7 separate regions of the Mus musculus genome follow, and all the other regions are linked to region 1. A link is a loop called in an ENCODE intact Hi-C map of the cell type or tissue named here. Cell type or tissue: left cerebral cortex. All regions are shown on one strand. Each heading gives the region's core, and the rest is flanking DNA. Links, peaks and the distances in the headings are about the cores only.

Region 1 (4,336 bases), core at 69-4,068:
AATTTCTTAAAAACCTGCAAGTCTTTTACCTGTCATGAAATCCACACTCAAATCAAACTCCATGTCCTCCATGATAGCAACATGAATTTTTCTAGGTCTATTTACTTGATACACATTTAGGCATGCCATGGGGGAAAGTAAAATTGACCATGCCTCCAGGAGCTTGTGATCCAAAGTGGAAGTTGAGTGCATACAAGACACAAACTCTAAGTATCTTACAAAGCAACACATAAAAATATGCAGTGTTATAGAGAGTGGGTGAAGAGGGACTAAAGGGAGAGATGGGGAAAATGAAAGATGCTTTCTCAATGTGCGTCATTCAACATTCAATTACAAAATCAATCATTACTTTCTGCAGTCTTTGGACCTTAGGGAGTCCTTTTAGGGATCTCTTACCCTTCCATCAGTATTACAGATATGGGGCTTTGCTGACTGCAAGGCACATTCCAACTCTGAGTTTCCACATGGATGTTAAAAAATGTTTCTTAGAATTTATGAACAACAAAGAAGCAGGGACGTATGCATAAGTGTGTACTGGTAGGAGCTGACACCTGGCAGTGACATTCAAGATCTATAAATTAGTAGGTGTATGCTTTCTTGACTTTTCCATTCTTATCATAACAGTTTGTTTAACTACATCTCTTAGAGGCTGTTAAACATATCAAAGGGAAATCTATAAGCATGTGTGTGTGTGTGTGTGTGTGTGTGTGTGTGTGTGTGTGTGTGAAGATGTTGAATAGCAGAGGCAGCCCCATCAGCCAAATTTGCAAGGCACAGAAGCAACATTAGCATAGCCTTGCTCCATTAGCTTGGCATAGAAGAGATAATGCAATAAAGCACAAGAGGTAAATCAGAAACACGCAAAAGATGGGTATTAATCCCAAGTAGCATATGCGATATATGAAGGGTGAGGATCTGGCATATATAGTGTTGAACATCAGCAGCAGTTTTTCACTAAATATTCAGGACTAAGGGAGATGAAAGGTCTGAGTCCCACTTCAAAGGCCAAACCGAACCTGCTAAGATGTAGAAGGAATGTACCTGCCCAGGCAGCATTTGATATTTTAACTAAAGATTTATCCTCTCAGCTGTTGGTTAATTTTCATTGCAAGCTTCTAAATGGCCCGCGGCCCAGGTTTAATTCAGCCCCTCTGGGGGAAATATTTTAAAAAACAGGGTCGTGAGGCCAGTGAAGTGTGCAATACACGGCTGGTCATCAGAAACACATAGCAGTGTATGCACACCATACCGGCAAGGCAAGCTCACTCTTGGAAGAGAGGAGTGGGAGTCCAAGGTTGGGAGGACCACGTTTTGCTTTGGATCTTGTCTCCAGGATCCGCCTAGTGACCCCCTACGCTGGTTGCGGACCCTCCCCTTTTCTAGCCAGCAGGGTGTGTTTCCCCCAACCCCGGACCCCATTCACTCCCTCCCTCAGCCTCCGGTCTCCCGCAGAAAGAGAAAAGGCTTGGATTAAGTAATGAGAGGACTGCTTCTAAAAGGACCAGGAGGCGTTTAAATCCTGAGTGCCGGAAAACCAACGGCAATCTTCCGCGGCTACCACGTGGGGCAGAGAGAAGGCGAGCGATACCTGCAGGACCCACAGGCTGCCGGGCTCTGGCGCCGGCGCCGGCCCCGACGGAGGCCCCGCCATCTCCGCCCGCGCAGGCTGGCGGCCTCACCTCCTCCGGGGGCTCGGTTAACCTCCCGGCTCTGTAGGATGGCCTGCTCGCAGTTCGCTGCGAGGGAGGAGGGAGGCAGGCGATGAGAGGACGGCTCCACCTGATGGAGAAGCTTGGAGAGTCCTTAGACCGGTAGTGCGCATCCAAGAGGGGCAAGGAGGGTGAGCACCATCCCTGCAGGCAGCCTCACCATCTAGGGGGTGATACGCAGAGGACGGAGTCTCAGAGCACAAAGCCACCGGGAATGGTAGCTATCAAGAGATTGCAGAAAGCCAGCAACTTGGGAAGCAGCCTAAATTCAGCTTTCAACACAGACAGACTCCAGGTCTCCTTGGAGTCCACTGTGAAAGGCTGGGTCCCTCACCAGCAGGTGGCACCCTCTCCAGTCTTTCTTCTCCAGGCTTATAGCCTGGGAGGGGGACTTCACTAGGCCCCCGGACCTGGTCCCCAGGCCCTTAGCACCAAGTGCTCTGTCCTTTGAATACCCCCCCCCCCTCGGTCCCCTACCTCCGCTTAGTTTCCTGCGGGGTAAGCTGGGAGATCTCTCAGAGAGCCGCGTGCTGCTAGGTGTCCACAGAGAATCGCACGTACCTTCCAGTTCTGCTACTTGCTGGCCAAGAAGTTGCAGAAGGACCAAGCCCCCATCGGATAGCTTCCAAGTCCTGCTCTCTGGCAGTGAGCATGTCCTCTGCTCCCCACTAAGCCACGATGAAATCAAAGGACTCTACAGACTCAGGCTTATTATGGTCCCAGTGGCCATTTTTCAATGACTGTCGTGGCTCTCTGTCCACTACCAATAACATCTATTGCCCAGGTTTTCTGCTAATGCTCAATTGGAGATTTTAAGGCGTGTAGAAAGAGTATTTGATTTCCTCTTCTTGCAAAGTTTGTCCTTTATTTGGGGGAGAGGTATACACCCAGGAAAAACCATGAAACACCACACTGGCTTTTTAATAAGAAAGAAATTGCCCTGAAGGTCATCATCTATCGCAGATCATCTTTTTTAGATGGGATCGGGTTGATTTGCCTGATAGGGCAAGGAACTACAGAACTAAAAAAGTCAGGACACAGGGCATCTTGTGGCCTAGAGCCTCTGCTGGTACTCTACTGGCTCCCCACCCCCACCACACATTGTCTCAATGTACCCATGTGCATACGTAGGACCCCCTAAGGAGAAGGAACGGCTTCTTTACGAGTCAGGCAGTCAGCACCGAATTCCCAACTTATGACGTCTTTGCAGTACATACATTATAAACCACATTCTTTTGATTTTTACACATTCTGCCTGTTCTGGTTGAAACCTTCTTGCCCAGAGATTTAACACATTTTGAAGGGGTCCCTACTGGGAGCTCAGAGTAAGCTGACTCTCCATGCCTAGTGAAGTTAATAAGGGCTGGAAACTACATACACTTCTAGAAACCAAATGGTTTGCAGAGGCCCTCTCTGGGTGGCAGCCATCTGACCCGGGCAGGGACAATCTTCTAGCCTATTTCTTTTTCATTTCTCTGAGCTACATTTCTTGCTCACATAGGTGTAGCTGGATTATAAGACCTTAACCCCTGTTCGCTGTGGTTGGTCTCTCTGTTGTAGTGGAAATGGCCGGAGGAGCCAGGTGTTCAGCTTTTAAAGAGTACTTGTTAAAGCCCACCTGATTCCCCAAAGATTAGGTCAGCCTCTGGACTGGCCCCTGTCCTGGACATTGCTAATGGCTATGCATATTTAATGAACATGGCTATGTCTTCTTCACTTATAAAATGACTAGTCTGAACCTACAGATCTTTGAGGTCCTCCTCAAACAAACCCTTCTGATTTTGACAGGCCACAGTTCTCGGCACGGAGAGATCAACAGTGGTGTCACCAACGTTATCAGTGTTAGGGTAGTTTATTTTCAGGTGTCCATCCCTGGGAAATCGGCTGTAGCCATGAACTCTCTTGGGGCCCCTCTGATGTCATGGGTTCCAACTTTCACCGGCTTCAAATTCATTCTACTCTGGATCCACGACTTGCTTGTGTGCTCTCCTCTTCTCCTTATTTTCCCCCTTACCATGCTCACATGCAATCTGGGTTCTGGATTCCAGAATAGATTTTCTTCAACATGAATCCTATCATTATGTTGAATGCAAACCCTTTATTAACAAGAGAGTGATGATGGCAGTGTAGCTGATGGGAAAAGAATTCCTTTAGCGTCTGTGACGGCCACAGCACTTTGCACTTGATCCTAACGTGAATCACATTTTACTGCAAAACATCTTTTCTCTGATACCCTGGCTACTCGATGAGTGTAGGAAGAGCATCACTCTAGCTTGCTTGTGCCTCTGCTCTCGTTCTGGTAGGCAAGAAACACCAAACACACTGTTGAATGGATAACAAAGCTTTACCTAGTGGCCCACATCTTGCCTCCTGTTTTCTAAATCCAATTTAACTTCATCCTCACTCTGTTATTAGGTCATTGTCAAACATCTGGCATGTGCCTGCCATGCTCTGGCTGTATTTTATGGGGCTGGGTAATGAATTGAGCCTATATATAGTCTGTGAAATGTGGAACCCACTTTAAGATGCATGGCACTATAGAAATGAAAGATATTTTTATCTCTTCAGCATCATTCTGCACAAGAATATGATTCTCTGGCAGTGCTGTTTAAGAACAATAGACCTGT
Region 2 (4,336 bases), core at 185-4,184, 280 kb after region 1:
ATTGCTGCTCGGTGGGGAAGAAAGGAGCCTTCAATAAATTTGCCAGGTTCCATGTTTGTGTCACTGAAATGGCGGGCAGTGACCCGCCTGAGTGACCAGCGTGTTCTGCTGGCAATTAGTTGCCAACCTAACACAAAGCCCGCTGAGCCTGTGGTTCACGCATCTCTCTCTCTCACCTGCGCGGGCTGGCTGGCTTTCAGCCTCTTATCTGGCTGAAACATGAAAAATTCGGGCTTCCTGTTCCCAGAGCAAGCTGGGATGAACTCTCCTGCACAGACAGTATTTAATTTGTGATGGCTTGATGAGGTTAGTCACCTTGCTCGGCACCGCTGTGTTTTCCTGGCCCCGGTGCTCCACAGACTCACTTTTCGCTGGTGCCTTGTCATTTGGGGTTGATGGAAAGGGATCTGAGAGGAACAGAGGAGAGGGGCTCTTGTCTGCCTGGGTGGTGCCGCTGCCCTTTTCAGCTCATCTTCCTGTTGGCCCTCAGCTGGCAGCTGCTGCTATACTCCCCTTCCCGCAGGGCCCCCCAGATGGGAAAGAGGAAAGATTAGCTCTTCTTGCATCTCGTGCCAGGGCTGTGCGGTGGATTAGGCTGGCAGAGAGATCCGAATAGCTTCATCTTCAGGAGTTGGAGAGACTTCTCAAGGTCACCCTGCAACCGCAGATGCTTTAACGTTGCGCTGGGACAATGCCTCCCAGGTCAGTACACTGGCTGATTCCTTCAGCTCTGACTGTTAAGAGTGCTCATCAGACTCTTTTAGTATTGGCACTGCTTTTTAAATGTCAAGTATCCTCCCCCCCCCACAACCCATTTTTTAATTAACTCTTTGAGAATGTATTTTCATCATGTTCACCCTCCCCCACTCAATTCCCCACTCATTCCCCCTTCCAAGTCCACCCAACCATGCTATGTCCTCTTTTATTAATTTTTAACTCATCCAATTGTGCTGCTCATAGGCTCTCAGGGGTGTGGCCTCCACCGAAGGGTGGTTGACGCACTAAGGGCAGCATCTTTAAAGAAAGCAGAGTCTAACAGCTGTCAATTGCCTCCTAATCTAGGAGTGAGGTTCCTTGTTCACTTCCTCTTTTCCCGCTGGAATTTTGTCTGGCCTGAGTTTGCACACATCTTATGCATGGGGTCTTTCTTAGTGGGAGTGAATTCATATGTGGGGCTGCATTGCAATATACAGAAAAAAAATCCTGTTTCCTTTCGGTCATTCACTGCCTTTGGCTCTTATGAAGTCCCCTCTTTCACAATTCCCTGAGTCTCGGGGAATGGAGATGTGATACCAATGTCTTATTTTAGGCTGAGCATCTTGAAGTCTTTGACCAGTGTGGGTCTCTCTCTGCCTTAATTGCCATCCACTATAAATGGAAGCTTCTCTGGAGAAGGTTTAGAGATGTACACATTTATGGGTGTAACAGTAAGTCATTAGGAATTGGTTTAATTCCACCAAATACTTGTTGTAGTTCCTTCCTTAGGGCTCATGACTTCTTAGAACCGCAGGTTGTAGGCTCCCATAACTGGTGGCAGCAACGTTTTCCACTTAAGGAATAGTTCTTAAATTCAATCAGCAAATAGGAACACCTATGATATTTGTGCTACGATTTCACCAGTGGTCATTTCTTGCCAGGGTAATCATGGTTGAGGCTTGCAGAGTAGTCATGGTGGTAACTTTTCTACTCCAGTAGCGTGTATAGTACCTTCCACCACCACAAAGCCAGCCAGTAGTGATGAAGCTCCCAGGTGAGTACCAGCTTGATATTCCCTATGACTCAAGAGTGTGTTATCTTCAGCAATGTTGTCTTACCCTCAAGTTCCAGAGGGTGGCAAAGAATATTGGCAATAGCCTATAATGTTTATGGGTCTGTAGGACTTCACATGTCCACAACTCAAGAAGATGTAACTCATTTCTGCCTCTGGGTTTTGTATTTGTTAGTCTGTTATAACTGATAAGTGCATTATTGCCTCATTACAGGATAACTCCATTTAAATTCTTTTACTCTATATGAATGTATGTATTTTAAGATGCTTCTATAGTAGTGGGTTTCCATATGAATTTTTCAAAGTATTACCAGTTTCGGTTTCTCCCATTGTATTCATGCCTCTTTCTTGCCCTCCCCCACACTGGTCCTCACAATTTAACCCTTTCTGTACCATTATGCCCCTTAAATCCTTTATACAACTGTGTTCTATCTCCCCTCCCTTGAAATTTCCCCCATGGCCCCTTACTGATATCCTGACCTTAATAGATATTCCAAGAGGAATATAAATATCTCAAGATTCACAACTCACACCCATAAATGGAAGAAAAGTATGCTATTCGTCCTGTGGGTCTAGGCTACCTCACTCAGAGTGACTACTTTTAGCTCCACCTATTTATCTGGGGATTCTTTTAAATAGAAGTTTTTCTTGTTCTCCCTAAACACTCAGGATTGTACTTACAATCCAGAATCTTGATTCTGGAGCTGGGTAACTGAGGTCTTACTCATCAGCATGCTGTAGTGTTCCTTTTTCAGACACATAGATGCCATCCAAGAACTTACTGATATCCTTGTTTGTAACTGTTATGGCTTGCTGAATCAAAGCTGCTGAATTTGAAACAAGTTCAATATCATGTCCTTCAAGGATTTACTCATCCTTCTGGGCTTAAGAAACAGAATAAGCAACACGTGTCCTCATCTGAACCCTGGGATTTTTGTTTTTCACCAAGAAATTTTGTATTTCAACTAGAGACCCATTCTCCTGAATAATGATGCTGGTGGAGAAGGGAGCAGATTTAGGCCTCATCCTGTAATGGAAGCCCAGTGTCATGCTCTTGACTGTGTTCTGAGTATGTCTACAGAGAGTTCATCCAGTAGCCAGCTCCTTTCTGTTTCTTCACCATTCGTAGGTCGACCTGGAGCTTCCTCCTTTACTTTGCAAGAAGACTGTTCTACATTGGTATGATTGAAGTCTCCACTTGGGTCTTTTACAGTAACCATGTACCCCATCAGAGTGATGTCCACATTTTCTAGAACAGTGGTACTCAATTTGTGGATTGTGACCTCTTGGGGGTCTTATGTCCCTTTCACAGGGATTGCCTAAGACTGTCAAAAAACACTGATATTTATATTACTATTCATAACAGTAGCGAAATTATGGTTAAAAAGTAGCAATAAAAATAATTTTATAGTTGGGTGATAACCACAACATGAAGAAATGTATTAAAGGGTCACAGCATTGAAAATGTTGAGAACCACTGTTCTAGAATGTCTACAGTCTGATTGCTGATTTTACTCCTGTATTATGGTGGTGCTTTTCAGAAGGTCCTTCCCTGAGCCATGAAGTTCCAATATATTTCCTACTTTCTTGTTTATTAGATTCAGGGTATCAAGGCTTATGTCAAAGTCATTAATCCATTTGGACTTGAGTTCTGTGTAGTGTGTGAGAGAGAAGAGTCTATTCTCAGCCTTCTACATGTAACTATCTAGTTTGAGCAGTACTGTTTATTGAAGATGCTCTTTTTTTCAATATGTGTTATTGGGCTCTTTGTCAAATATTAAATGGCTGTGCGAGTGTGAGCTTATATGTGGATCGTCAGTTCTATTCCCTTGATTAACTTGCCTGCCTTTATGCCAGTCCTGTGCTGTTATTGTCATATTGATACCTGTACTACTATCATTTGTAGTAGAACTTGAAATCTGGGCTGATAATACTTCCTATTGTCCTTTCATTGTTTCAGATTGTTTCCACTCTCTTGGATCTTGTGTGTTTCCATATAAAACTTACGTCATTTTTCCAGTTTATGCAAAGAACTACACTATGATTTTTGCTGTGGATTTTATTGAATCTATGAATTGCCTTGTGTATTATGGACATTTTTTCACAATAATAATCCTTCAAATCCATGAGCATGAGAGATCTTATACTATCTTCATCAGTTTCCTTACATAAATCTTTAACTTCCTTGGCTAGATTTTCGATGTCATTGTGAATGGAATCGTTTCCTTGATTTCTTCTCAGCATATGCTTGTAATTAAAGGCTACTGATATTTGTGTGTATTAACTTTGTGTCTTGCTACTTTGCTGAATTTGTTTATCATCTGTAAAAGATTTCTGGTGAAGTCTTTAGAGGTTTTTATATATAAAATCAAGTCATCAACAAATAAGAAAACTTTGACTTCTTCCTTTCCTGTTCTTATCTCCCTTATCTCTTTCATTTGTTTTATTAGCCCAACTAAAGCTTCTTATAATATATTGAGGTAGGAGAGTGGACATCCTTGGCTTGTTTCTGATTTTAGTGAGAACGTTTTAAGTTTTTCTGTTTAGAAAGATGCAGGCTGTGGGCTT
Region 3 (4,336 bases), core at 242-4,241, 630 kb after region 1:
TTATCTGTTTATTATTGATTACACTTCTTTGCAGCCCTGTGCATGTAATGTATTTTGGTCAATGATGAATTGCATATACAACGGTGTCCCCATAAGGTCACAACAAAGTGAAAACATTTGTGTCTCCTACAGACACTTCTGTAGTCCTCACATCATATCAGTACCAGGTACGCTGTATATATATTCATGGTAATGCTGGAGTAGACAGATCCTCTGAACTGTTAGTGCAATGGAGATTCAACAAGTCATTATGCACAGTGCATAATTCTTATAGTGATAATAAGAGTTATATTTCTGGCTTCAGGGTTTACTCTGCTATGACTTTTTATGATTAACATACATTCCTTAGTATTTTGCATTACTTTAACATACATTCGTTATTATTTTTCTATGAAAAAGAATAGCTTACACTGTCAGCAGTCACTCCTCTCTAATATTTTCATCTTCTCATGATTTCATCAAGAGGTAACAGCAAGTGAGTCACCTATAACACTTTGGTTTGAAATAATGCACTCTTTGTTGTTAAGACGATGGCAGTGACTGGAGAGATGGCTCAGTGGTTAAGAGCACTGACTGCTCTTTGAAGGTCCTGAGTTCAAATTCCAGCAACCACATAGTGGCTCACAACCATCCATAATGAGATCTGATGGCCTCTTCTGGTGTGTCTGAAGACCACTAAAGTGTACTTACATATAATAATAAATAAATCTTTTTTTAAAAGACAATGACAATTTGCCTTATAGTTCAGAACTTGCGCCATCCACTAAGTGTGACATAAGTATAAAATAACCACACATACCGGATAACAAAACATGTACATGTTATTTAGAGTTGTGTGATATGACTATGTGACAAGTAGCAGAATATGGGCCATGATTGCATGGGAATACTTACAAAATTCAATGAAGATTTCAGACCAGCACTGTATCTTGTGAGGGCCCCGAACAATGAACAGAGCAGCAGTTGTTAATCTTCCTAACTCTATAAAATGCTGTTCCTCATATCACAATGTCTCCAGACCATAAAATTATTTTGCTGCTTCATAACTGCAATTTTGCTGCAAATTAATATTTGATATGGGGCTCACGACCCACATTGAGAACCACTGGTATATTGCATCTTGTGTTAAGACTCAGAGATACATAAGTGATTGTATCCAGTGATGGAGATGACCAAAGTGCGGCAGGTAGTGCGAGAAAAGATGTCCCATTAAAGGTAGGATTCATAGAGCATTATACCCTATGATATGTTCTAATTTTAATATTAGATTTTTTAGTTGTTTTGTTTGTTTGTTTGTTTCCAGGCAACATCTTTCTATGTAGCCCTTGCTTTCCTAGAACATGTCTGTACCTTCTTCCAAGGCCTGATAATGATATTTTAGAAAATCCTCTCTTTAATGCTTTTATGATAACAAATATCAATTGATGCACAAAGTATTCCATATTTTGATGTTGCTCTATTAATAACTCAACCCCAGTTTCCATCCTATGGTTCATTTCAAATTCAAAAGTTTCCAGCAGTTGATCAACAGGTGACATGTTAGCAGGAAACAGTGAATATACAAATTATGGCTGAGCAATGATGTTGTAAGTGTTGAAGTTGCCAAAAATAGTGAGCATTCATCAAACACAGAGATAGGCCTGCCTTGTTCAGTGTAGGAAACAAATGCCATAAAAAGCAGCCATGAGAGTAACTATCTTAGCCCAGTGACAACCACCACCAGTCTCTATGTTAACAGTACATTGGCAGTTTCCTTGTACCTTGGGAATCACTTTGTATTATTAATGGTCTCTTTTCCTTGTTGAAATCACAGCAAGATTCTTAACATTGAAATCTTTTAATTGAGGACTAGAGACATTAAATGACCTCCCCACCACCACTAACCCCAACACACACACCCAGAACCACCAGACCAGGCTACCTGGGATCTTGCAGCTCTCTACTGTTGGTTTTGTCTCTATTAAAGTTGCCTGGTGGGCTCCATTTGCCTCTCCTCCCAATCTTTCAGTTACTAAGTCTACTTAGCCTAAACTCCTTCTCCCATCCTGCTCCCTCTGCTGGCCAGATGTCACCTCACCACGACAGGAAGCATCTGCTGTCCCAAGAATTCCTTCATGGGGGTGATCTTAATATTTCCTTTAATTCTCAGCAATGCACTGTTGGAATCTAAACATAATTCATTTAATTCTGATGACTCTTCCTCCGGAAGATAATAATAATTTAAAAATACTGCAGATGAAATTAGGGGCCTCTACTGGATCCCTGGCCTTAGTATTAATTAATGAAGCTTGAAATGAGCTGTGATTAATTGCAAGTCCAGAAGCACAACACACAGTGTGATGAATATGTTCAGATTTCAGGGAGAAAAACTTTCCAATGGTTGCTTGAGGCAGGAGCCTCCACAGTAATAACCAGTTTGGTTTCACAAATGTGTCTTGACTGTAAAAATTGCAGAGTACGTCAGCCCTGGAGTGAAGTCTGCTGATGACAGCGCAGAAGCAGGGGTCCGTAGTCATCTGCACAGCCAGAGCTTTATAGCTCTCATCCATCCCGCTCTCTCCTCCTCTGTCTTTTCCTTTCTTCTCTCCCTTATTTACAACTTAAATATGGGCAAGAGGAGAAGAGCTCTTCATGTGATGGAAGATATTTAAAGAATGGAACATACACTGATGCTTTAAAATACAAGGAAATTCATCTATGGGATGTTTTACCCCTTTCTTTTAAGAAGAATGGTAGACAAAGTTGTTTGGTAGCACACAGGGATGGAGGAGGGACTAGATCATAAAACTCTAGAGAACTAAGAGTGGTCTCCAGTCTTTAATTGTTCTACTGTCATGAGTTATAATAGTGAATCCAGGATATATACCAATTAAACAATACATGGCAACATGAGAGGAAGTTGCTGTGATGGAATTCTGACCCACCCAGAGAGTAATAAGAAAGATACGCTTAAAGCTTAACGTTGGAGCTGTTTCATGGGAGTCCTTGCTTGACTTGCAGGTTAACAGTATCATCTTCTTGGCCAGTGTCACCGGGTTCCATGTTCAAGACATCTCATTTATTGTGATGTTCTGTGGTTGCTACCTTGAAATTCTTAGTTTGGTGTTTATTTTGTTATTGTTTGTCTTTAAAAATAAGGAGTCCCAAGTTTTCAACTTGCATGGGATCCCTGGCAATCATCCCTCCACTCTCATCCACTGGTATGAAATCTCAAACACATTGCACAGCCTCTTGGAGCTTGTTTTCTGTATCTGAGAGTGAATGGTTGTGGCATCTGTATTAGATATAATAATAATTAAGCAGAGGTAATAGGAAATGATCTTATGAACAAAAATTTTTATAAAAAGATAGGGCAAAATTATTAGCCATCCTGAGACTTAGTAGGTCTTACATAACAACATCTTCCATGAAGTCTCCTTGAAAGTTTATGGGGCTGTTTTATAGTTTTGCTAAATGTGCTGTTGGCCCAGGTTTAAATCTATGCTGCATTATTTAGAACAGCTACACCCCCAAATTCAGGTCTTCTTCCTCTTCTAAGAAGCATGGCTCTCAGGGGGACAAGAAGTAAGAGGAGACAGTGATGGTCAGAGGAAACACAAGACGCAAGAAATGATTAGACCTGGAGGCAGAGGCTTCAGCACAAGGCCACATTTGCAATGATTTAAGGGCAGCATTTAATAGCAGTTTTTCTGCTAGGTGCTCAGCCATGAAGGTCAGAAAAGCAAAACCTCTGCCTATGGCTTTTATTTATCCAACCACATTAGGAGTTAGAGGGTAGCCTTTGACAGCAAAGGATGGAGGTGAATATGCTGCCTTGAACACTTTTCATCACTTCGGTCTTTGTTCTCTTCTGACCTCGGTAGTTTCTCATAGTACTGAGTGAAGATGAGCAGCTAAGAGTCCTTGGCATGTGGAGCCCCAGAGGGCAAAAAATGCTGCTGGGGGATATGGGCCTTGTGTCATGGCAGGGAGTCTCATAGCACAGACTCAGATACAGACTCAGGTATGGGTACAGGAATGCTAGGAGCCCCCACAGAAATGTGTTGTGCTCCTATTTGTTAAAGCTTGCAGTACCAGCAGGTCAGAGAGGGTGCACTGAGACATCGCCAAAAAGCATCAATACCTTACCATTAGTGCTGGGTATGCACCTTGTACTGGTGGGAGGAAAAAAAGAGAAATATTACAAGATTTGTTGAAAAGTATCTGCTGCTTGAGGTCATTTGTGAAAAGCACCAGGTCTTCAGGTTTAGTTACATACGTACCAAGACACCACAGGGATGCCCTTATTGTGCAGAAAATTTAGTGGGCTGTAGTTTTTTTACTGTAATTCATGCAT
Region 4 (4,336 bases), core at 206-4,205, 74 kb after region 1:
CTGTTCAGTCCAACACTGCAATTAGCCTCAAGGTGAGATTGGTCAATTAAAGTATTTGAAAACAACCAAAGGAGACAGGGTAAAATGCTAAAAGCTTGAAGTACGGAGCTTGTGTCCAACCTCAGGAAGCTTTTACTTCAGGAGGTGAGATGGTTGCTGGATGCAGCTTTGCAAGATGTGATTCAGGACAACAAGAACCGCATAATTATAGTTCCACAGGTTACAGTTGGCTTCTCCTCCATTAGTCTTGTTGACACATTTCATGGGACTCTCTGTACTCACCCTGACCTGCCAAAATGCTCTCAGCTTCTGCCCTTTGGCTCAGGCTGTGTGGCTGGCAAGCTATCCTTCAACCTCTAACTCCACTGTGGAGTTAAGTTCAAATTAAGTCCCCCCACTAGTGAAGCTAGTCCTGTTCCTTTTCAAAAAGGCAGATGGGACCAACATTCTATTAGTTCTTAGCTCCCATGTTGTGTCTCACAGTGTTGTGTGTTTTTTCCCCTTTCCCTTCTGGGATCTAAGTGCCTCAAAGTCAGGACCTATAGATTTCAGCACAGAATTTACTAGCAGGATGTAGTATGCAACAGTTTAGTTTGTCTATACACACTTGTATACTTGCTTGCGGGGGACACAGGTTTTGAGGCCCTTTGTTCAGACTCTTAGCCTTGAAGTGACATGATGTCAGTGGACTCTTCAGGCCAGACAACAGCAAACCTAAGGGGGAGTGGTGTATATTTGCTAGCCTCAAGTCTACACAGATCAGAGTTTGTAAATGTTGCAATGAACTCACCCAAACTTGTCTCTCAGGCCTGTTTTCTCACCACCATGATTCCAATTCTTAGGTAGGTTGCTTTTTGCAATGGAGGGCAGAAGTGGTGTTCAGCATCCCTCGGTTTGTATCCCACTTGCTCAGATATTCAGAGGAAAGAGAGCTCCCTTTCTTAGAAATACTGACACAAATTCAAAGCCGAGCCTTTGTCACGACTCTGATTGGCTACTCCTTTGTTGAAAGGTCATGAGCCCCTACTTAAACCAGGGAGAGAGAACAGGTGTAGACTCGCACAAAGAAGAGAAGGCGGGTGGATGCTAAGCAGCCACAAACAGCAGATGCCTGAGCCAGGGTTGTTTAACTTTTCCTGGGAAAATACTCCACCACCAAATTATGTTCCTTAACGCTGATTTCATTTCTGATGCTAAACAGGCATTGTATAAAAAAGTGCATGCATTAATCATAAGATAAGTCATTCCCAAAGCTTGTGAAGATCTCAGGGCAGCTTGTCTATGGAATACGCACCTCAACTCACAACCCATGCAAAATGATCCTAAAGAAGTCACTGAGGCGTGTTGAAGAGTGGAGAATGCTAATTGCAGCAACATCTATCTAAAAAGAGCAACAAATTCTAAAATAACAAATGACTATCTCAAGTGGAGTATGGGTTAGATACCTTATAGTACAGTCATTAAAAATGATGTTCCTGCAATGTACTTGATATAGAAAAAAATGCTCAGGGAGTTATGATATAATGCTAAACAGAAATGCCAAGATGGAAAGCGTTTATATGTTGCAATCCCAAATTTGTGTGAATATGCATAGCTTTAGCAAAGGCTGGGAAGAAGCACTCAGAAATGTTAAAAGTTTTGGGAACGGTAAAATTACCAATGAATTTTCCCTTCCTTTATATTTTTCTGTTTCCCAAATATTTTCCCCCAACACATTTTGTAGTTTTTGTATGCATGCTTTTGCATCTGGGCAAGTAGAAACACACTGCATTGAATTCACGCTGATTGCAAAGTGGGACGGTCCATCTTCTCCAGGGCTGGGCTAGGAACAGACTCAGGATAAACTTCACGACTTCAAGGCTAGGCAAGAGGACAGACACCTTAGCTTCCAGTTAATTCCATGTGGGATATGAGGAGGAGGCTTCCTGGCTGCTAACTCAACTTGCAGAGCAGGTAGATGTGTGTGTGTGTGTGTGTGTGTGTGTGTGTGTGTGTGTGAGAGAGAGAGAGAGAGAGAGAGAGAGAAAGAGAGAGAATCACTCCTCCTTGGAGGACTGCAATAAAGGAGCATATGTATCAACTAAAAAAAATTCCTTGGCAACAAAAGCTTTTTAATTGAACACAGTCTCTTCAGCCAACTTATGTAAATTCTATCCCAATTTTGGGCATCTATTTTGAGCACAGAGAAAAGCGGTATGAATCTTGCCCTAAAATTGTGCTCAACAGAAGGGGTGACGCCATATGGATGCCATGCTATGGGAGCCTGTCACCTGCTAACCGCTATGAGAAATTACAGGTTCTAATCGCTTTCCTGCTGGCTAAGGAGTCCTAGTGGGTGGGAACACTTAGGGCATCAATGTAAGATGTGACAGGCAGATATTCTCCTGGGGCCTCATGGCCACAGGTGTGACAGAAGTCACAGAGTGAGAGGAGAAGGGAGCAGTGAGCTGTGAGTGGGAAGAGTGCTGGCTTTTTTCACCAAAAGAGAGGGAGCAGAGTTTCCTCTTAGGCTACTGTGACCTGCACTTCAGGTTTAGCAAGTCTCCCAGCTAGAAGGCAGTGGGGCCCTTTGGTGAGTGGAATGACCTAGGTAATTATCTCACTGAGAAGCTGAGAAGGAAGAGAGTGATCTACCCACTACACTGTATATGTCAGAGGGAACACAGGCTTTCCCAAGGCCTGCTGCTGGTACCCTCCTACTCGGGGAACACTGAGCACTATCCATCACTTCTTTTGAGTTTCAGAAGAAGGATGCGTTTTGTCATAGAGCCACTCCCTCCTGCCATGGGGTCTTTTAGTAAGGTAGCAAGTTAGCATCGGGAGGGAGTAGAGGTTGCTAGGTTTCACACTCTAGGTAGCTTCCTATACATCTCGAGACCTTTTTTTTTTTTTCTAGAAAGGGTTCTTGCCATAGATAAAATGGTCATTAAATACAATTCAGCAAAAGATGCGGACACATTTTTCTGTTTACTCTCTGCACACCCCAACCTCATTCACTCCAATTTTCAGGCCAAAGTCATAAGCCAACTCAATTTCTGGGGTTTGGCCTTTCCCTTTCCTTGATCCTAATTTAGAGCTTTGTTGGCTTGGGCACATAGACTGAGGATGTAATGAGTTGAGTTGTAGGATGCATGAAGATGGAGCTGCTGTCGCCTGTTTTATAGGCACTAGCTCAGAGAGGACAGAGACCATGTCCCTAGTAGGGTACATGGCAGAAAGCTGAGATGAGAGATCTGATTAAATCAATGTTTCCAGAGTTTCTGTGGGTCCTGTCTGAAGCTATTTGATAAAACAGAGCACAGGAGGCCAGTGTGACTAGTTGCAGACAGTTGTGTGTACAAAGCATTCAACAACAGGCCATGAAGCCAGGGTGCTGGATACACAGCAAGTAGAAGGTTAAGTCTCCCTGATCTAGCTGTACTTCTTTTGCCTGGCTAAAGAACATTTAGGTTTTATGAGGAAGATATGCTATCTAAATTACCTACCTGGCTTAGAACACATAATAGCTTTCTTCTCTGCTTTTCTTCTCTCTTCCCTTGCTTCTAGCATCTCTTCACCCTACCCCTGGTCTCCATCTTTCTTTTCTCTTCTCTCTTTCTCCATCCCTTTCTCCTTTCTTTGTTTCCTTCCTTCAATTATCATATGTGTTCATCAAATACTTGCTGTTCTATAGGTGCCATGATAGTGACTTGGAACAAAAGAAAAACATGAGTGAAACATTCCTGACTTGATGGAATTCACAGCCTAAGAAAAGACACAAGCACGTCAACAGTCACGCTAGATCGAAATGCTTTTGTGGACATGGGGGGTAACTGTGATGATTCATAAGAGAGCTTCTACATCAGACTACCAAGGACTACAAATTGTCAGTGGGGTTCTGTGATGGTTTATGAGTGTGAGTGTGTGTGTGTATGTGTGTGTGTGTGTGTGTGTGTGTGTGTGTGCGCGCGCGTGTGTGCATGCCTGTGTGTTTAAAGAGGCAGGCAGAGACAGACATCCATACAGTCTAGGGAAAGTATTAATTCACTGAATGAAATCTTGGGACAGGTGTCACTTCCTAGACAAGCCATCCGTGACACTTCGTGTCTTCCATGCTGTTTAAATGAAAGCCTGAGAAACGGGTGTGGAGCACTTTGCACAGATGCTGCCTGCCCCACAGAAATGGTCAGAACAGTGCTCGGTGGTCATAATACCACGTTTTCTTTTTCATAGTTTTTAAAAGGAGTTTGGGTTGGGTTTTAATTTTGTGTGTCTTCCTATGGGTTTGTGCATGTCCATGAAAGGAACTCTCAGGCCAGAAGATAGCATCAGAATCCCCTGCACCTGGAGTTGTGAG
Region 5 (4,336 bases), core at 250-4,249, 530 kb before region 1:
GAGGGAGCCTTTGTGGCAGCAGTGTAACCCTCCACATGGCCACTTTTCTGGGCTTCCTTGCCAGTGCTCCTTGGTGTTGAGCCTTGGAGAGACAGAGAGACTTTAAAATTCTTGAACGAAGATTGTGACCAAGACGACGATGAACTGCTTATCCACCGTTTTCACCTCCCCCTGTTGATATCATGGTATTGGCCATCACACCTAGATTTGGAGACTTTCTTTTTTATGGGAATATGTTCAAAATGGTGTGCTCCATCATCTCCATCTCTTTGTTTATAGGGGTGAACTTTATCATGTCCACCATTTCTGTAATCTTGCTCCATGTTCAATGCCAGAAAGCACAAGTGAGGGCTTGGCTTCCTTCCCAGCTGTGGGGCTGTTTGTGGCATCCTTGGTTTTACTCACTAAGGCCAGCACCCTTCAATGCTGTGACAACCACAAAGGTCAGTAGACACTGCCGGATGCCTCTAGGGGACCTAGGGAGAGCCACTAGCCCAGAAATAAATAGCTATAAAGAAAAAGATGATGGAAAAAAAAAAAAGCTCTAGGGTGTTTGAGGGGGAATCTTTTACAATGGCCACAAGTTATAGTTACAGTTTAAAAAAAAAGTGAATGGGGAGACAGAGGTAAAAGTGACTATGTGCAATTATTTGCAATGTTGTGTGAATCTTTCAGACAGCAAATGAAACAGATGCCTGGGACAACATTTAACAGCAATAATCTTCTACCAATGTCTTAGTTTACCAGGCAGCATTGCTGGCACACATAGGCTCTTATTTGAGCAGTGCCCATCTGAGCTACAGCCTTCCAGCACTGTTATACTGCAGGCTGGCTTCTGGGCAGTCTTCTAGTAAGACCATCTGTCGTGGTTTGAATGAGAATAGCTCCCATAGGTGCATATGTTTGAATACTTGATCTACACTGGTGGAACTGTTTGAGAAGGATTAGAAAGTGTGGCCTTGTTGGAGGAGGTGTGTCACTGGGGGTAGGCCTTCTGCTTGCATATCAAGATGTGGACTCTTAGTTGTTTCTGCCACTGTGTGCTTGCTCTGCCATCATGGACATTATCTAACGCTCTGAGCTGCAAGCCTAATTAAATGCTTTCTTTTGTAAATAAACTCTGTTTTCTGGTTTCCCTACAGTGATACAAAGTAACTAAGACACCCTCATTGAGGCACGGGGTTACTAAAGTAACACTTGCCTTCAGAAGTGCTACGCAATGCTCTCCTTTTCTTTGTTTTTATACTGGAGCAGCTACCAGTTTCAGATCGATGTGGGGTGGTGAGGGTGCATTGTGCTTAGAAAGATGGATTAGTGGGCTAGGTGTTTGCCACAGAAGCCGGGTGTCCCGAGTTAGATCTCTAAAATGTACATAACTGTGAAAGGAGAGAACTGATCTCACAAAGTCCTCTGATCTCTCCTGCTGATCTCAGCACTCAGTCCACCTTCACATCCTACTCACACAATGATAATACATTTAATTTTTTAAGTCTTTCTTAATAAAAGAAATGTAAACACCAAGGTGCAATGAAGGTGGGCTGGGGGGTGGGGGTGGGAAGTTAGGTGGGCTGTGTCTGGTCTTCCCTGGAGGCTGTGAGGTTAGAGGAAGAAAGGATAATACAATGGCCATTTTAGAGGGGGCTTCTCCATATGGAAGGCACAGAGTACCTCCTGGACACCAGGAGGAGAAGAGGCAGAAGAGGATAATTCTGGGAGGCCCGGGGATTGCTGGCAGTAAACTGCACTCAGTTTACAATTTTATGACATTGGCTTTGAGCCCAGGAAAGAAAAGAAATGAGTTGTCCATTCCTGCTGCTGTTTTCAGTTGTCCTCTGCACGCAGGGTGCCTAATTCAGTCTGAATCACCAGTGTTAGCACTTGGAAGCATGTATACTATCCCCAAGCTTGCCTGCTCTGAGGCAGGAGGCTGCCTCCTCTTAGCTCATCTTCAGGGTATACTATCTCAAGACACAGCAAGGTATCATTTCATTCTAATGGAGGGGAAGGGGAGCTCCAAGGCTTGCACCAGTTTTGGGGGGGGCACCCGTGTCGCTGGATGCCGGGGGCGGGGTGTAGGTGCTCTGTGGGTACCTCACCACCTTCCCTCCCAGGAGCACTCACAATTCGGTCAGGCGGTGGTGTGCTCCGGATGAAGCATTTGATCTGGCCCTTCTCTCCGTGGAGGGCGTGCTGGGTCTGTGTGCTGGAGATGATGGGGGGTCCTGTTGGGAAGATGACATCATGTTGGGGATGCAGGAAGGGCAGAGCCCCAGCTGGCACCCTCTTTTGATGGGTTCAGAAGCGTGTCCACCAATCCAAGCATTCAGCAAACGTTTACAGAAGACCTGTGCGTGCAAGGCAGAGTGCGAGGTAGAGGACCTGAAGATAAATTAGGCATTCCGTCATAAACGTCTCCTGGGAACGCGAGTGAATGCGTCCAAGACAGAATTCCCAGGATATAGTAATAACATGAAAGGTGGTGAGTATTCATGCCACAGGAGTGGTGCAGATAAAGACTAACTGGCTTCAGAGGAGAGAGAATAATTCTATCTGCAGGAGTGTTTTGCAAAGGAGATGGTGAGCTTGGGAAGGGAGTCGAGGCAACCACCAATATGAGAGAAGATTGCCAAGCAGATGGCATGGGAATGCCATCCAGCCTTGCTTCCTTGTTGGAATTCAAGCAATTTCTCAGTTTTCCAGCAGAGGGCAAACTTGCCTAAGAAATTGGGTATCTGTTGGGCCACGAAGGAAAGGAAAGTGGCGCTGTTCCTTCACCAAGGGTGGGAATTACCTTGCAAAAGGGATGTCTGGCTAGCTGACCTCATAGCCTAATCCTATACAGGTCCTAGAAGATCCTCTAGCTTACTGTCTTGTTTTTCTCCACATACACAACCAGCCAGGCCAGTTGAAACCACAGCTCCAAACCTGACTCAGTATTATCCCAATCAGTGTGTGTGTGTGTGTGTGTGTGTGTGCGCGCGCGTGTGTGTGTGTGCAAGCCAAGGGATAGCACCTGGAGTGAAGCCTGTCTCACTGACACTTCCAGTTAACTGCCCTTTATCTCCTTTATATAACTTGGGCTGGACTGGTTCAAGAATGAGGGTAGGGATGAAAACATTCTCGCGTGATCCCAGTCCCTGGGGTGATGGTTGGGATTTAGACCTCAGGAAAGATGGCTAAGAGGGAGAGATCCTGAGAAGAGGCAAAATTATGCTGGAAACAAAACAAAAATTGCCGCAAACATAATTGCTGTTTATTAACCACCTTAATTAAAACAGATTTGCATTTCTATGAGTGGTTCTCAGCCAAGGGGAAAAACAGGTATTGGGAGAGATGGCTTCTGAGTTCGGAATGGGAATAGCTCTGTCTGATGCACAGATATGGGAGACCTCAAGGTAAGAGCTTTGTCCACAGAAGGCTTTAGAAGTGGGCTGAAGCTGGCTTTCCTCCCCAGAGTTCCTCTACTCCAAGAAGCCGTTGGCTTCGAGCCACAGCGACTACATTCTGTGGCACCTGGGTGATGCTTTGCTTTGCAGCTGGGGTAAGTGATGATACCATAAAGAATCTTTTCCTTTCATTTCCCAGGAACTAGGAATCCCCAGGGGGTTCATGGGTCTCTAAAAGCTGTCAACAAATACATATACTTTTTTTTTTTTGGCTTCTTGAAAGAAAACCAAAAAACTAGGATAAAGGAAAGCAGGCTCGGAGAACCAATGGGTAATTGGCAGCTATCTTCCCCTTCCTCCTGGTACCTGCTTTGATCCAGCTCAGATTATAGTGGTGCCAATTCATTTCCCAAGGCCACAGGTCTGGCTGTCACTCACAGGAGGAGGGCTGTGAGATGGGTGTGTTCTAGACGCCAGGGCCGCCGGCTACCACCTCACCACCCCTCCACCCGTTCTCCAAATACAGGCAGGATAGACAGTTCCCAGCTCTTGTGGTGGCTGGCATGTTCCTCTCTTTGCATCATTTTTTTCTAGGTCCCAGTCACACAGTGACTAGCAGAGAATAAGCAAGGGGCAGTTCCCTTCCTCCTGATGATTCCTTCAGCCGTTCTCTACCCAGCAGCCCAGGGAAGCCATGCAGGGTGTGGGGGAAAAATGGACAGAATAACTGTTGGCTGGATGCCAGAGCCTAGGCTGGAATGTGGGTCCTTCTGAGGGGTGTGTGTGTGTGTGTGTGTGTGTGTGTGTGTGTGTGTTTCCCAGGAGCAAAGGAAGATTTCCCCCCCCCCCCAAAGTCTTTTTAAGTTCCCAATAAGAAATGCCTGAATGTCTTAAAGCAACAGTAAAAACGCCAGCCCCTCCTTCCTTTCCCTTAGACACAAGGATGCTCA
Region 6 (4,336 bases), core at 200-4,199, 430 kb after region 1:
ACGATGTCATTCTTTATGCGATGTCACTCTTTATGCATTTGTTCATAGAAGTCACTTGGATTGCTTCCAGATCTGCAAACTCTTAACAAGAGACACTACAGACACTTGAGGTATTGGTTTTGTGTGAATAGAAAAAAAAATTCTCTCTCTGAGATAACATTTCCAGGAATAGGATTTCTGATTCATATAAACAATAAATACATGTTTAGCTTTATCAAAGTGAGAAATGACATGGCTATACTGCTTCACATGACCACTAGCAGCAAAAGGGGATATGAGCCACCCTGTGAGCTAACCAGAGCTTGGCACTGACAGAATGCCTTTTTCATCATAGCATTCTACTAGGTATGAAGCAATACCTATGTGGCCTTAATTTGTACTTTGCTAATGGCTATTGGTGCTGTCAAATTTCTCTCTCTCTCTCTCTCTCTCTCTCTCTACCTCTTTCATCTATCTATCTATCTATCTATCCCTATCTCTCTCTCTCTCTCTCTCTCTCTCTATCCATCTATCTATCCCTCTCTCTCTATATATATATATGTATATATATGTATATATATATATACATATATATATATACATATATATACATATATATATATATATATATATATATATACGTGTGTGTGTGTGTGTGTGTGTGTGTGTGTGAGTGTGTGTACTTTTAATATATAAACCTCCTCTTACATGGAATGGCTGTTTTTAAATAACTTTTAAATTCCATTGCATTTTACTGCTGAAATTGTGTTATCTGAAGATGAATTTGCGAATGAACTCTTATGCCCTTTTAGGTCTTACAGTCCATAAGCTCTGCTTGTTTTCTGTACACTAACTCCTCATGGGTTTCTGTTACTAGTGTTCTTTAGCATGGAGATGCAATGCAGTGGAGCACACTGGGTTTACATCTAAGCATTTCTTTTTTCTTGAAGCTATTTTAGACAGTAAATTTGTTAATTATTTCAAACTATCCACTATGTGGAGAACCAACTTATTATTTGTTGGTTGACATGGATAAACTGGTTTCCTACTTCTGTATCTCTCTTGGAATTTTTCTACTGAGCAGATTATGTCATCTGAGGGTGGGGGTACTTGTGTGTGTCTCTCACTTCTCCTGAAATTCTCTCTTCTCAAGGTCACTGCCTTGTTTTATGCTATTGTGTATCCACAATGGAACAGTGGAGAGAAAAAGTATGCAACTCATTGTCCTTGTCACTTGGTTGATATTTTGAATTCTGACATCTTCCTCAACCCTTCATTTAGGTGCTGCCTTACCAGAGTTCTTTAAAAAATATTCTGAATTCTGCATATATGTATAGCTTCATTCAATTCAAGGGACAATGGAAATTTTGTTTACCTATTTTTGCATCAAACTATGACCAGAGACTGTATTATGGTGTATTCTTATTTCCCAAGCCATTTCCCCTTCCTTCCTCATATTCCTGTCTCCTTCATCCCCCACATTCAGGCTTCTTTTCTGATTTTAGTTCCAGAAGTCATCTAGGGCGAGTTAGATGCCTACCCTGAAACAGAGAGAGGGATGGAGAAAGGGAGGGAGAGAGGGGGAGACATAGACAGATGATTAGACATAGATATATAGAAGGAGGGAGGGAGGGAGGGAGGGAGGGAGAGAGAGAGAGAGAGAGAGGGAGAGAGAGAGAGAGAGAGAGAGAGAACAAATAGCGCATAAAATCCTGGCTTCCTTAGTATTGTGCTCTAAGAAATTGAGCTAAATGAGTCTAGACACAAGGCAGGAGAAAACTTTAACTCAGCTTATGTTCAGATTATTTCAAATTAGCGAGTTAATGAACCCCTGAAACCACAGAAATTATTTGGATCAATTTACAACACAGGAAATCAATGGAAGCATTCTTTGGTTGGCCGGCGTGGTTATTGGTAATTCTGCACCATTCACATCTAGAAATGGCTGTGTGGACAGTTGCTGCTGGAGGGCTGGGGACCTGCATGGAGGGACAGCACTGGGAGCCAGTCAGGTGAAAGAACCAAGGGCAGAAGTCCCAAGTGCTTCTTGGGAGGTCTTAAGTTGGGTTTCCTCCATGGCTCTGGAGTCCTCCATAAATCTTAGCTCTCTGGTAATAATCTGCTCGCTCTCTGCTGAGCTGGCTGGTGAGGCTGAACAGAGAAATTCTGAAAACCCAGTCGGTAAATTCCTTCTGTCCACTAAAGATTTGGAAGTTAGGTCTGACCCACCCATATGAGGCTGCAGTTTGCTATCTGGGGGCACAACTTCTTTTATTATTTCTCTCCCCTTGTCACTATGTCCAGAGGCTATGAGAGCTGGTCTGCAACATTGCCATCTGGTGGCTCCAAGGTTGCATTCAGGGCTCAGAGTAAGAAAAAGAAAAAGGACTTTCTTTTCTCTTTATTTCTTTTCTCCAACTCCACCCACTTTCTGTCTTTCCCTCAAGCCATTCTTTTCTTTGGATATTTTCAATTGATTTGGGTTGAACTTTGGACACATCCATGCAGCAGTTTTAGCTTCTGCTCAAGCCAGTTCGCTCTTCCTGGAACCCAGAGGGAACTGATCTGAAGGACAAACATAGGGATTTGGAAAGCAATAGAGTTTCTGATAAGAAATTTCAACGTAAATAGAGAAAAAGTCGCTGAGATACATTTTTCCCTTTGCTGGAGTAACCATTTAAATGCTTAGTTTCCTTAGCACAGGCAATATATTTAGCCTAGGGACTCCTTTAAGTTTTTATGGTTCTGTTTTGGGGTATTGGGGTTTAAATGTGAAATTTCCCCCACAGGTTCAAGGCTCTCAACACTTGTTCCCCAACTAGTGGTACTACTATTTAGAGAGGTGATGGGATCTTTAGGAAGGAGAGCCTTGGTAGAAAATATATATCACTGAAGGTAAGACTTGAGGGTTTCTAGCCTGGTCCTTCTTCCTGTTCTCTCTCTTCATTGGGACTGCCTGGTACAATGTGACAGGCTGACCTCAGGGTTCTGCAACCATGCCCCACCCACCACCACACCCAGCATGATGATCCCTATTTATCTGGAAATGTAAGCCAAAACCAAGCCTTCCTCTATGAGCTTGCCTTTCTTATGTCAGCTGGACAGGAAACCAAAATAGAGGGTGATTGTGTGTGTGTGTGTGTGTGTGTGTGTTTGTGGGAGACAGACTGAGAGAGAGAGAGAGAGAGAGAGAGAGAGAGAGATCTGAAAAACTCCTTTCTGCAATTTTGTAGCCCTTTCTCATGCTTAACCTTACAAAATGCTTTGTTGTTTTATAGATTACCTATTTTTTCAGTCTCTGAATAAATCTGCAGAGCTCTCCTGCTGTCTGAAAGTTTTAGTATTCTAGTTGGCAATGTCTTTTAACTGCTTTAGCCACCTTAACAGGACATGGTGATGATGAGGTGTAGGATGTTTTTATTTCACTCCTGTTTGCATCTTAGGTCTCTTCCCCATGTTCTTTGCCTTAAGAATCCCCCTCTTACTTCTCCTTAATGTGATACATTCTATAATAAGTTCCAATTCCTTGATGTATAAAGGCCAAAACATATCTGATGTTCAGGAAAGACTGCTCACTGAATGCTTTTATGTATAGTGTTTTTATTTATTCTTTGAGAATCTCATACATACATACAATTCACACTCACCACACTCCCCCTACTTAACTCCTCCAAGATACCTGTCACACATCACCTCCTCTGTCTCTCTCTGTCTCTCTGTCTCTGTCTCTCTCTTTATGGTGTGCTCTGCCATTGGGCACTGGCAACCAGCTTCTATTTGTACTTGATAGTTGTCACAAAAGCCAGCTATGCAGGACACTTAAAAATTAGTATATCATTTTAGGAATTAACACAGCAGGAACTTCACTTTAAGCAATGAAGTGAGACTGATTCCAGGGCAGCAGGAGAGAGAAAGTGGGAGTGGACTGCTGCTAAGCTATCTGTCTGACAAATGACCACAGTCTGCAGAGCTGAAGATGAAAATGATTTCCTGCATGTGAATTTAGATGCATTTAAGCACAGACATTTAACCTGCTTCATTTTCACAAAGGGAAAGATCTAAGCAACGTGGAAACCACAAACTAGTCCACTCATAAATACCGAGAGATGAAATAATCACCTGGAACCCAAGTGTGAATTAGAATTGGGAACTTTATTGTGAGGCAAACGCACTCACAGAAGGGCTATAATTATCTGGATCACTGATAATAGTTTCACCTGGCAGACAGGAGGCAGAAAAAAGTAAGCTCTGTGGCTGAAGACTGGTGTTACAGACCTTGTGTGACAAAACTTAAGGTTTAATTTTTGTTCTTAGTTAATTCCTTATATATAGAACCTAAGTAAATGGCTGTCAATTT
Region 7 (4,336 bases), core at 185-4,184, 420 kb after region 1:
CCCCCCTCCCCCCACACACACACCATGGATACAAACCAACCATAACATAGGAAGTTGCGGTAAGACTAGGTATCACCTCTCTTCTTAAGGCTAGACAAGGCAACCTAGTAGGAGGAAAGAGGTCCCAGAATCAGGCAGCAGAGTTAGAGATAGACTCTGCTCCCACTCTTAGGAGTTCCACAAGGAGACCATGCTACACAACTGTAACATGTGCAGAGAGCCTAGTTCAGTCCCAGGCAGGCTCCCTGGTTGGAGTTCAGTCTCTATGAGACCTCATGAGCCCAGGTTAGTTGATTCTGTGGGCTTTTTTTTTTTGTGGAGTCCTTGACCCTTCTGGCTTCTACAATCCTTCCTTCTCTTCTGCAAGATTCCCCAAGCTCCATCTAATGTTTGGCTGTGGGTATCTGCATCTGTTTCCATCAGCTGCTGGATGAAGCATTTCTGATAACAATAGGTCTAGTATAGCAGAATATCATTAGGAATCATTTCTTTGATTTGTTTGTTTGTTTGTTTGTTTGTTTGGCTGGCTATATCCTAGGGCTGTCTAGCCTCTGGTTTCTGCCCTTCAGGAAGCTTGGGGCTGGCAGCTCCTTCTCCTGGCATAGTTCTCAAGTTTGATTAATCATTGGTGGGGCACTCCCACAATTTCTTTGCTAACTTTACTCCAGCACATCTCCTAGGCAGGACAAATTGTAGGTTAAAGGTTTTGTAGTTGAGTTGGTATCCCAAATCCTTGCCTGGTTACAGGAGATGGCTGGATCAGGCTCTGTATCTCCCATTGACTGGAGTCTGGGCAAGATTCTTCCTTTGGATTCTTGGGAGTTTCTATCACCCCAGGTCTTCCCAGGGATGTCCCCTAATTCCAGGAACAGCAGAGACCAGGTTGAAGAAGGAGTAATGGGAGAGACAGAGGTGCCTGGTGTTATTGCAACTTGATATTACATGTTTGGTTGATATCACTGGGAGGCCTGTCCCTTTCTGAAGGGGAAAGAAGTAAGAGTGATTAGAAGTGGGATGTGAGGGAGGGACTGAGAGGGGAGGAGGGAAGGCAAACTGCAGTCTGGATGTAATATATTAGAGAAAAATAAATAAAAAAGTTAAAAAATGTTATGGCTTTACTTATGACATTTATATCTCTAATACATTAAAGTTAATGTTTATATAAAAAGTGCTCTTCATTCTTGTGTTTATCTCAAATGGTAGCATATACCTTTGATGGTTTGTTCAGCCAAAATCCATGGATTTCATAAATTGTAAGAAATGCAATAAAATGATATATTTTTTGTTTTCATGCCTTTGTCAGTTGCAAAGACTAAGTAGTAATCCATGTTAACTACTTAACCAAGTCTCTACTTTTTTCTATCATTAAAGTGCTGCTCCAACTCCATAGTGTTTGTATATAACTTCTTTTTTTTACTATTATATGACGTGCTTCATTTTATTTTTAAAAATATATTTATTTACATTCCAATATTTGCCCTTCTCCCACAGTTTCCTTGTCATTCCTCTTCCCACTTGCCCCCAAGAGGCTGCTCCCTCCCGCACAGCATGCCTACCCCCTCCCACTTCCCTTGGGCCTTAAGGCTCTTTTCTATTTTCTCCCACTGAGGCCAGACCAGGCAGACCGCTGCTATATTTACCAGGGGCCTTGGCCTGGTTCGTGTATGCTCCTGGGTGGTGGCTCAGTCTCTGGGAGCTCCCAGGGATCCGGGTTAGTTGAGACTGCTGGTCTTCTTATGGGGTATCTCTCCCCCTCACCTTCTTCAATCCTTCCCCTAATTCAACCGTAGTGATCCCTGACTTCAGTCCAATAGAGGACAGCCATACCAGGCTCCCATCCGTAAGAACATCATAGCATAACTTCTTAAAGGCTCGCTTTTTTTCTCTGAAGTTGTGTGATTCCTTTTTTGGTTTTTGTTTTAGGGGTTTTTGGTAGTTAGTGTTATATGCTACAAGTTTCTAGTCTTTTTCTCCTTTTCCCTCTCACTCTCTACTTACATTGTAATCTCTCCTACCACAGGGCCCTTGCCTGCTCTATTCCTTAGAGTCCTCCCTCTACAAAATTCATCTGGCTGCCCCTTTAGCTCTGAGTTCACCACTTTATGTATAAAATGCAGTAAGAACCCAAACTCAAGACCCCATGGAAATGGTATTCATAACAATTTTTACTAGCATTATTTTGTGGGTTTTATGTTTTTGAAATTATAATTAAAACATTTCTCTTTTCCCTTCCTCCCTTCGAAGGCTCCCAGATATGACTCCCTGCTCTCCTTTCAAACACATGCCCTCTTTTTTCACTGACCATTATTGCAAGTGTATATGTCTATTTCTAAATATAACCTGTTCAGGCTCTATAATGTTACTTGGATGTATGGTTTCAGGACTGAACCCTTGGCATTGGATAACCCATTGGTGTGTTCTCCCCTGGGGAAGACCACCTCTCCCAGTTTCAGCTTTTCTCAGATGCTTATATTTTTTTTTGTATAGGGTTGATGGCTTAGTCAGACGTCAATAGGAGGAGAGGCCCTTGGTCCTGTGAAGGCTCTATGCCCCAGTGTATGGGAATGCCAGAGCTAGGAAGCAGGAGTGGGTGAGTTGGTGAGCAGGGGGAGGGGGAAGTGGGTAAGGGGAGAGGGTCTTCAGAGGGGAAACCAGGGATAACATTTGAAATGTAAATAAAGAAAGTATTCAGTTAAAATGTATTTATTTATCTTATTTTATGTGTGTGTCTGTATGTCTTTGTGTTTGTGGGGTGTGTGTGTGTGTGTGTGTGTGTGTGTATGCACATGTGAGCATGAGCCCATGAAGATCTGAAGAGATAGATTATCAGATCCCCTAGAACTGGAATTGCAGGTGATTATAAGCCACCCAATGGGTCCTGGTAACCAAGTCTGGGTCCTCTGCAAGGGCAATGAGCGTTCTTAGCTGCTGAGCCATCTCTCTAGACCCATTGTGTGAAGTCCATTTAGCTTTACCACTTGCAAACAAAATAATAAATCATAAAAACAAGTGAGTGAATGACTACATTTTGATTTTTAAATTTCTAAAATCAAAGGTCATTTGTAATTAAACTCCATAGAATCTAAATGCTAGAAGACTTCCACACTTGATTTCCAAGTGAAAAAAAAACAAAAACAAAAACAAAAACAAAAACAGAAGGCTTATTGAACTACACAGCACAGTGCTTCAAAGAACAGAAATATTTGCAAAGATAAAGTAGGGGACTGGGCAGAAGGTGAGGTGCACAGAAAACACATCCTGAAATGCTCCTGTGACTAGCGTTTGATGGCTGCAATAAACAATCAGAGTGGTTACTTCTGTCCATCTAATTCCTGCGAGTGTGGAGTCATAGCCCACAAAGGCTTCTAACACGCTTCTCTCATAGTAAACTAAAAAGCATTAAGAAGTATAGGGGCAGCCAGGCAAAGGAGGCCATTAGTGGCCGGATATGTACCAGAGCACTTTACAAACACCGAGTATAATTTTGTTGGCCTATTTATGAGTTAAAAATATACATTATTTTGTTTGGCCCATTTTCCATTTTATACTCTCCTGGGAGCCCTACAGAAGCACAGCTCATTTTTAACTCCCTCCCATTGCTCCTCATTTTCTGTCTACTCATGTGGATGGGAGGGAAAGTCTCTGTGCCATTGTCAGCTTCTCTGGAGCACTCAAGCTACCTCCCCCAGAGCAGGCAAAGTAAGGGTCTCATATTGAGAACTTTCCATTCTAAGCCCAATTGCTTTGTCTTGAAGGACAAATCCAGGGCCCTAACTACTGACTAACTGGGGTAGGTGGCTTCCAGGCCTTGCTCCAGGGTGGGGCTGAGAGGTAGCAGGGGTGGGAATGCCATCTGCACACACACCTTTGCTCGTGGCATTCCCTTTATCCAGGATATGTCAGCACAAAGAGCTGGAGGACCCAGCACTTGTTTTTTAGGATGGGGTTCTAACAGGTCACATTTGAGGATGTGTCTCATTAAAACATATAAGCCTCCTGTATATTAAAATCCGTGAGTGGGGCACTGTGCATCTCCTGTCTGAACATCTAATAGTCCTTGACAGACAGAATGAACATGTTGATGGCACACATCTTTACCAGTGTCTCATGACAGGAGAGAGCAGGCAAAATCCCCTGAACAAACGAAATGTCACCTGGAGCCCAAACATAAGAAAGCAAGGTTTGTTGTGTTATTTTTTTTTTTGGTAGATTAGAGATCAGCTCCTTCTAATTAACTTGTAGTATGTATAAATAAGCTAGCATAGCTGGTTTTGTGAATTAAGAGTATTCTCTAAGCCAACTCAGTGCCTGTTTTTACACTGTGGCCCAAAACATT

Evidence for each region. A loop is a pair of places that touch in the nucleus more often than their neighbours do. Peaks named below come from ENCODE experiments on the same cell type or tissue, not always from the same donor. Only the 100,000 strongest peaks of a DNase experiment are listed, where the experiment ranks them.
Region 2: it touches region 1 in a loop (2.3-fold over the local background); 2 of 42 quality-filtered maps call a loop at or near these places.
Region 3: a loop joins it to region 1, with 3 times the contacts of the local background. A loop is called at or near these places in 2 of 42 quality-filtered maps.
Region 4: it touches region 1 in a loop (2.6-fold over the local background); 4 of 42 quality-filtered maps call a loop at or near these places.
Region 5: a loop joins it to region 1, with 4 times the contacts of the local background. A loop is called at or near these places in 20 of 42 quality-filtered maps.
Region 6: it touches region 1 in a loop (8-fold over the local background); 13 of 42 quality-filtered maps call a loop at or near these places.
Region 7: a loop joins it to region 1, with 2.7 times the contacts of the local background. A loop is called at or near these places in 13 of 42 quality-filtered maps.

What each region holds. Positions count from the first base shown.
Region 1 is chr9:34,483,528-34,487,863 of GRCm38, reverse strand. It overlaps a transcript of Kirrel3 not described here. Among named protein-coding and RNA genes, the nearest start is that of Kirrel3, 3.0 kb to the left of the region's middle. In left cerebral cortex, for the core only: CTCF peaks have their summits at 1,834 and 2,042 (motif pointing right); DNase peaks (open chromatin) are centred at 1,582, 1,817 and 1,993; H3K4me3 peaks cover 1,340 bases; H3K27ac peaks cover 1,430 bases.
Region 2 is chr9:34,198,944-34,203,279 of GRCm38, reverse strand. No RefSeq gene overlaps it. Among named protein-coding and RNA genes, the nearest start is that of 7630403G23Rik, 160 kb to the right of the region's middle. In left cerebral cortex, for the core only: no CTCF peak of the experiment used is centred there; a DNase peak (open chromatin) is centred at 2,574.
Region 3 is chr9:33,854,083-33,858,418 of GRCm38, reverse strand. No RefSeq gene overlaps it. Among named protein-coding and RNA genes, the nearest start is that of Gm25439, 61 kb to the left of the region's middle. In left cerebral cortex, for the core only: a CTCF peak has its summit at 2,073 (motif pointing left); a DNase peak (open chromatin) is centred at 2,045.
Region 4 is chr9:34,409,859-34,414,194 of GRCm38, reverse strand. No RefSeq gene overlaps it. Among named protein-coding and RNA genes, the nearest start is that of Kirrel3, 77 kb to the left of the region's middle. In left cerebral cortex, for the core only: no CTCF peak of the experiment used is centred there; DNase peaks (open chromatin) are centred at 1,320, 1,555 and 2,224; H3K27ac peaks cover 1,617 bases.
Region 5 is chr9:35,017,977-35,022,312 of GRCm38, reverse strand. It overlaps Kirrel3 (kirre like nephrin family adhesion molecule 3), which reads right to left. Exons shown (of 17, transcript NM_001190911.1): 11 at 2,122-2,222. Among named protein-coding and RNA genes, the nearest start is that of Kirrel3os, 12 kb to the right of the region's middle. In left cerebral cortex, for the core only: a CTCF peak has its summit at 2,705 (motif pointing right); DNase peaks (open chromatin) are centred at 2,712 and 4,008; H3K27ac peaks cover 503 bases.
Region 6 is chr9:34,052,615-34,056,950 of GRCm38, reverse strand. All of the region lies in intron 2 of 7630403G23Rik (RIKEN cDNA 7630403G23 gene), which reads right to left. Among named protein-coding and RNA genes, the nearest start is that of 7630403G23Rik, 12 kb to the right of the region's middle. In left cerebral cortex, for the core only: a CTCF peak has its summit at 2,319 (motif pointing left); a DNase peak (open chromatin) is centred at 2,296.
Region 7 is chr9:34,062,392-34,066,727 of GRCm38, reverse strand. No RefSeq gene overlaps it. Among named protein-coding and RNA genes, the nearest start is that of 7630403G23Rik, 22 kb to the right of the region's middle. In left cerebral cortex, for the core only: no CTCF peak of the experiment used is centred there; no DNase peak of the experiment used is centred there.